Linked DNA regions of Mus musculus: region 1 is linked to region 2. A link is a contact called in ENCODE Hi-C data. All regions are on one chromosome and are shown on one strand. The core of a region is the stretch at or near the end of the contact, and the rest is flanking DNA. Distances in the headings are between cores, read along the strand shown.

Region 1 (3,616 bases), core at 195-2,694, 600 kb before region 2:
GCAATATTTGATCTGGTCTTAATCTGAAAACTGAAGTAGTTAAACAGAGGTCCCATCCATAGAAGAGCAGAGTAGGTTATCTTTAATTAAGACTGGACTGGATGGGGCTAGAGACATGGCTCAGGAGTTAAGAACATTTGCTGCACCTGTTGCTGCTCTTGCAGAGGACCCTAATTCGGTTCCTAACACCTACATGGCTCCAAAAAACTGCCTATTACTCTAGTACTTCCTCTGACCTCCAGAGACGCAAGGCTTGAGTGTGGTGTACTTAAATATACTCAGGCAAACACCCATACAAATATGATATACAAACCCTTGTTTTTAAAAAACTAATTAGGGACTTGTTCTGCAAGCATACGGGCCTCCATTTGACTCCTCAGTATTCATGTCAGAAACCAGGCTTGGGAGCCTCTGCCTGTACCCTTAGCATAAGAGAACAGAGACAAGTCACACAGACACACATGCATGTGCAAACTCCCAAGTCAAAACTGGTCTGTAAAATCTGGGATTCAAGATTTCTGCAGATATTGGAGTCAAAGGAATAAGAAAAAATCTACAGAGATTGGCTGTCACAGATCCATCGTTATATCCTTTATGTGGAAATACTTTTTTAGGGGTGGGAGAATAAAACAGGGTCTTTCTAGGTGACCAAAGTTCTCAACCTCCTAATTGTCCTACCTCAAACTCCCAGTGCTGGGATTACAGGGCTATGTCACCATACTTAGCCAGTTTCTCAGTTTACGTTTTGGTGAAGCCAATGCATTAATACTAGGCGAGCAAAATACAAAAAAATACATAAATTTTACAGAGCTGTCATACTTATTTAATAAAACGAGTTTCTTCTTTCCAACTGACCTAGAAGAATTATACTTGTTCAGAGATTAAATAACCCACCAGAGATTATATAGCTGATGAGTGTCTACATGAGACCGCAGGATGTACACTCAGTTCCAAAGTCTATGCCATCTTTACAATCTCATAGGGACACAGTGCAGCAGAGGCCAGGAGACAGCTGGCGTCAGGCACTCTCCCTAGCAAGTGGGGCAGACAACCTACACCTTCTCAGCAACAGAGTCAATTTAGAAAACCAAGCTGCTTTTTGGCGTCCACAATGACACAGGCTTGGCTGGGTAGTGGCCACCTGCGCTTCCCAGAGCCTTCATCACTGCATCACCAACGCGGGTGCTCTGACATGCTGCAGGATGACGTTGGTGTCAGGAGTGACAGATGCTCCAGCAGCTGGCAGCGGAGATAGAGTTTCTTGCTGCTGACCAAATCTCTGTGGACAAGCAGAAACCCCAGGGTCCTTCCCGTGGGCCCATCGACGATCCAAGGGTACCGGCAACATCTGGTCCAGCCCGGCACGTGGGTTCACAGGGAGGAGGGCGGGAACTAAACAGGGCGAACTACAATCCCCACAATGCTCCCGGGCCGCGGCAGCAGGGAAGGAGAGGGACCTCAGGTGTCTGCGACCTCGGTGCCTTCGGCCCGGAAGTGCCCGAGGAGCCGAGATGGAGCTGGTGGAGCTGGGCGGTGAGTCGCTGTGCGTGGCCGCGCCCACCGGGTCGCCCCAGGCCACAGCTGGGACCTGCTTGCCCCGCCCCGAGATAGCTGGTGCCCTCCAGTAGCTCTGGGGGGCGGGCAGATGGGAGGAGTGATGGAGTAGTCGTGGGGAGGGCTAGGTCTAGGTTCTCCCCGAGGGATCAAGGGTCTGGAGACCTCTGGGTTTGGAGCCCAGGAGGCGCTGGGAGACTGCTGCGGGGTGGGCTTTGGGTGGACCCGAGAAGGTGCCGAGCTGAGTAGACAACTCCCAAGACTCCAGATTGGCCAAGGGTGGAGTTTGACATTTGGGGTTGTCTAGGAAGCTTTGGGAAGTGGTCTTTGTTGTGGGTGGGGTTTGGGTAAATGGTAAGGGGGAGGGCAGGGGGCTAGAGAGACACTTTTATCAGAGAAACTTAAGCGACAGGGCATCAGATGAGCTTTGCTATAAATAGGTGAAGGAGTGAACTTTGGGATGAAGTGAACCAAAGAATAGGTAAGCTTCTGGGTAAAGTTTGATGAAGGTTACATTTAAGGAGAGGGTTGCTTAGAAAAGCAAGGCCCTTTCTTGAACGTAAGGTTTCGGTGAATCGGGTGCTGAATGAAGATCTAGAACTCAGATAGCAAAGCTAGCACTTGGAATCTGGTGATGGGAAGGGACGTTACCCAAAAGCCAAGTTTGGGACTACAGGATGCTGCATCCTGGGTGCGCAAGCACACACAATAACTAGGACAGTTGAAGTTGGAATGACTTCTGACCAGGAAGTAGCCCCTCACCAGTTCTTTGCACCTCTCTAGCTCCTTAGCACCTCTGGCAGCAGCACGGGTGCCATGGCCTTGATTGAAGGCGTAGGCGATGAGGTGACTGTCCTTTTTGCGGTGCTTGCTTGCCTTCTGGTGCTGGCCCTCGCCTGGGTCTCAACACATACCACTGAGAGTACAGACCCCCAACCACAGCCGCCGGGGACCACAACACCAGCACAGCCCAGTGAAGCCATGTCAGCCTCTGACAGCATCAGAGAGGAGGCCCCAGGGGCTGAGAGTCCCAGCCTGAGACACAGAGGTCCATCTGCACAGCCAGAGCCTGACACAGGGGTCACAGCATCAACACCTCCAGACTCTCCGCAGGAACCCCTACTTCTACGGTTGAAATTTCTCAATGACTCTGAGCAGGTAGCCAGGGCCTGGCCTCAGGACACCATTGGCTCCTTAAAAAGGTAAGCTGGGAAGAGGGTAAGAACAAAATGCTAAAAATGGGGTGGGTGTCTATAGAAGGGTCACCCTATGAAGCTCTCCCTTATTTTCTGTTTGAAAAATCTGTCTCCTCACATTATACACCATTCCTGTTAATCTGTCCCCCAGAGGCCAGGATCTGGGTGGTCAGGTGTAGGGGTGGTGAAAATTGGGATTGGTCCTCTGAACAATGGGCCAGGACTGCCTGAGGCCTGCTCTCTTACCCAGGTCCCTCTCTCCTCAGGACCCAGTTTCCAGGCCAGGAACAGCAGGTTCGGCTCATCTACCAAGGTCAACTGCTAGGAGACGACACTCAGACACTAGGCAGTCTCCACCTGCCCCCCAACTGCGTTCTCCACTGCCACGTGTCCACGAGAGTCGGTCCCCCACATCCTCCCTGCCCACCGGGGTCAGAGCCCGGCCCCTCCGGGCTGGAAATCGGCAGCCTTCTGTTGCCCCTGCTGCTTCTGCTGCTGCTCCTGCTCTGGTACTGCCAGATCCAGTACCGGCCCTTCTTTCCCCTGACCGCTACCCTGGGTCTGGCCGGCTTCACCCTGCTCCTCAGTCTCCTGGCCTTTGCCATGTATCGGCCGTAGTGCCTCCACGGGCTTTTGGCAGTGTAGCCAGCCCCTCTGGACCTCATTCCCCAAGGCGCAAAGGGAGCTGCTGTCTGCCCAGGCCCACTTCACCCGCTGCCTGTCTTTTCCCACTACCCTGGAGCCCAGCTTTGCGCCGCAGAGGACTTCGGGTGTTAGCGGAGGCCGCTCCGTGTGATCTTCATAGCTCTAGGCCATCTCCTGGGGCTGCTGGACCTCAGCCTTCGCTGGCAGTGGGCTCTTCTGGA
Region 2 (3,552 bases), core at 157-2,656:
CATTTATTCCTGCACAGAGCTCTAATCTTCATACTGCTGACAGCTGGGAGTCCATTTTATTCCCTCTGGGCCATCTTTCCCACTATTTCCACCCCAGAAGCAAAAACTCTTAATGTTTAGAAGCAAATAGTACTGCAGGTAATAGCAGTACTCTTCCTTTAAGAAAGTGAAACATTTTCTCTGATTTCAAAACCAGAAGCAGCGTCAGATGTGTCTCCTGAGCCTGAATGAGGAAGGGAAAAATAACTCCTTACCTTAGAAGGTGGCTCATGCTGCCCTTCACTCTCGAAGGGGCTCAACAGAACCCTAACCTCTAACGGAAAGAAAACTACAACACAGGGAACTTGTTTACAAGAGCCCACAAGCCTATTTTTCCTCTAAAATGTCCTTTACCAGGCACAGTGGCTTATGTCCATAAATGCCAATACTTAGGGTCCTAGAGCACAAATATTCTCTGGGCCAGTATGACAATCTGTCTCAATAATCTAATAATCTTTTAAAAAGATTTATTTCTTCTATATGAGTGCACTGTTGCTATCTCCAGACAACACCAGAGGAGGGCATCAGATCTCATTACAGATGGTTGTGAGCCACCATGTGGTTGCTGAGAATTTAACTCGGGAACTCTAGAAGAGCTGTCAGTACTCTTAACCACTGAGTCATCTCTCCAACCATGATATTTACTTTTAATTGGTGTCTCAATCAGTCACCTCTTAAACAGGGAGGACTCCTGGGTGCTCGCTAAACACCTATACCCGGTCTTAGGAATTCCAAATCACGATTCCTAAATCATTGCTTATAAGTCACCTTGCTTAAGTGCTAATCCAGTGGCTCAGATTTCTCCCAGGACCCAAAACCCAGACAGGCTGGGTCTGTGTCAGCAGTAGGGTAATCCAGGTCCTGTAGGCAGAGGTCCCTGCTGGACTCGGTTGCAGGTATCCGCCTGAATATACCCTCAAACCTTAAAACAAATGAGCACAAAACAAAAAGCCCAGCCTTTGTGCCAAGCAGCAATTAAAGGACACGTGCGGCGGCGAGGACGCGCCTGCGTGGGCGAAATCACCCCTGCCCTTGCTGACACTGGGATTATCCTGCCTCCTGCTACTTTCCGAGCTCTGATCTCATTCGCTTCCTAAATAGTCGATGTCCCCGTCATCGGAGTCCTGGGCGGGCGGGAAGCCCCGAGTGTGCCCAGGACCCGGGCTGTCCGGACGCCGCGCCTCCATCCGAGAGGGGACAAATCCGGGCAGCGCAAGGCTGATCGCCTGTCCCACACAGAAGGGACGCGTATGGGCAGGGACCCGCGCCACGGGCGAGCGCCGTGAAAATCGCCAAGACCACGTGGCGTGGTCCTGGGACTCGCAATGGGGAGAGTACTTACCAGGAGCGCGCCGCGGCGGAAGAGCTGGGCGCCAGGGCGGGACCGAGTTTAAAACCGACCGGACATTGAGCACCGGGGCTCAGCCAACCAGAGTGGCCCAGCGCCCCTCCTGCCCGCCCCTTCCCCCGTTCCCGCCTGACTCCAGCGCCGGCCCTCACGCGCCCCCTGGCGGCACCAGAGCCACTGGCCCCGCCCGCTTCCCCAAAAAGACTTAAACTATGTCTGTCTGTGATATTTGCATGTGCTCAAAATGCCAGACATAGGTGTCAGCTTCCCTGGAGCTGGACTCACAGACAGCTGTGAGCCTCCTAAATTGAATGCTGGGAACTAAATTCAGGTCCTCTACAAGAACAGAACACTGTTTAAGCGGCAAACCATCTCTCTAGCCATGTAAAAACAAAACGTAAACCAACCAAACAGACCAAAACATCCGCCATTAAATTCCTGCTACATCCTGCCACAAGTAAGCCACCTTTTATTTCTCCTTATAGCAACAGCCCTCAAAAGAGTTGCCTACTCTTTGTGTGCTCTTGGTATGTTAAGCGTCACAGGCCACTGAGGAACTGAAAAGTAAGACACCACCATGGTACCACTTACACACTTATCAAAACGCCTGCACCCCAGACCCCACTCATCCATTGCTTGTGGGAACGCAAGAGGAGAATTCAGAAGACAGTGGTGTAAGAAGGAACCAACTGAAGCCATTTGGAACAGGCCTTAACTCAAAGTTTAAGTTCCCAAGACCTCCCTGGGTAACTGACTTCCTGCTTGGTGAGTAGAAGCATGGATGCTAGGTGAGTGCACTTCAACATGAACGCTGCAGTTGAGTCCTGTAGGAACAGAGTAAGTGCACCACAAAGACGTGCTCTTAAGGAAGTCCCCTACCCCTAAGTCCTGATTGGTGGGATAACTTAGCACAGACGTTTATGGATTTCAAGCTTAAAAGCCCCGTACCATTCTGGCTTGGGGTTGCAGTTCAGTTCCTGAGTCTCTTCTATGGCCCTGATTGATCAGCAGCAGCCCGAGTGCAATACATCTTTGTCATCTGCTTAAATACTTACTAAGATGTTCGAAGACGCAGTCAGACGGAGTCTGTGCTGCTGTTCCTAACTGGTTGATTTTTGCTGCCTAATTCAAATAAAGATCTTGCTTTGGGGGGACTCTTGAACCTGCTCGGGTTGTTTTGGATTTTTAGACCCCAACACAAGAACATATCTATAGGCACCTTAAACTGTTTCTCTATTTGTTTCTCAGTATGTGTACGTGAGTGTCTTTGTGTTTGTGCTCGTGTTGCCCATGCACGTGGAGGTCACAGGTTGGTGTTTCTTTCCCTCAATTATTCTCCACATTATTTTTTGAGACAAGTTCTATCACTGGGCGTCACTGACTCAGCTAGACTCTTCACTAGTCCTCCCCGCCCTGCAGAGGTCTCTGCAGCCTGCATGGGCATCAGAGAGAGGAGCCTTGGGAGGTGAGGATACAAGGCAGGTCAGCTCCACAGGGCTCAGTGGTCAGCGCTGACAAAACTTTGGCAGTCAGACCTCAGTTATTTATTTTAGGTATACTTAAGCACAGCACAGTGTGGCCAAAACTATCCTTGTGATGGTTTGTTGCATTCGTCCTCGACCAGCCCGAACGACAAGACCACCAGTTCTTCTAACAGCAGTTTATTCGGCAACCTTCAGTCTTCATCTCTCTCCCTCTTCATCTCTCTCCCCCAACCCCGGGCCTCTCACTCTTATATACTCTCAGCCCGCATCCACTCACGGCAGGCCACGTCACCTCACCAGGCACAAGGCTTCAGCCAATCAGGGCGGCAGGGGCGCGTCTCCACCAAATATAGATTTGTTTACACCACCAGCTCTGCATCCGGCAGGCACCATCTTTAAGGTGCCGCTCAGGCAGCCTAAGGGGGAGGCTACAGCCTCCTACAATGGTTACCTCAATCCCACATGCACAGGAAGCATACCTAGGTCAGTCTCTCTGTCTCCCTTCTCCCTCCCCTCCTCTCCCTCCTTCTGAAAGACCCACAACGTGAGGACTCCCCCACGTTCTGACTCAGGAGAGGCAACACCCCAAAATCACTCACAAGAAACGGTCTTGCTGCAAACTGCAAGAGGATTTTTATTCAAGAGCGCTCTCAGGCCCACGGTCATACACCATGCAGGGGT

The links. Hi-C counts contacts between places; a loop is a spot of excess contacts on that map.
Region 1: a map of v-Abl transformed pro-B cells shows a loop between it and region 2 (3-fold over the local background). The contact joins the promoter of Tmub1 here to the promoter of 2700038G22Rik in region 2. A Hi-C loop is called at or near these places in 2 of 37 maps with a recorded cell type or tissue (T-helper 1 cell and v-Abl transformed pro-B cells).

The regions. Positions count from the first base shown.
Region 1 is chr5:24,445,674-24,449,289 of GRCm38, reverse strand. It overlaps Tmub1 (transmembrane and ubiquitin-like domain containing 1), which reads left to right and starts at 1,444. Exons shown (of 3, transcript NM_022418.3): 1 at 1,444-1,533; 2 at 2,338-2,756; 3 at 3,017-3,616. The coding sequence starts at 2,371. The coding sequence ends at 3,368.
Region 2 is chr5:23,848,451-23,852,002 of GRCm38, reverse strand. It overlaps 2700038G22Rik (RIKEN cDNA 2700038G22 gene), which reads right to left and starts at 1,406. Exons shown (of 4, transcript NR_045042.1): 1 at 1,382-1,406. It overlaps Gm42228 (a long non-coding RNA gene), which reads left to right. Exons shown (of 2, transcript XR_880875.3): 2 at 1,873-2,549.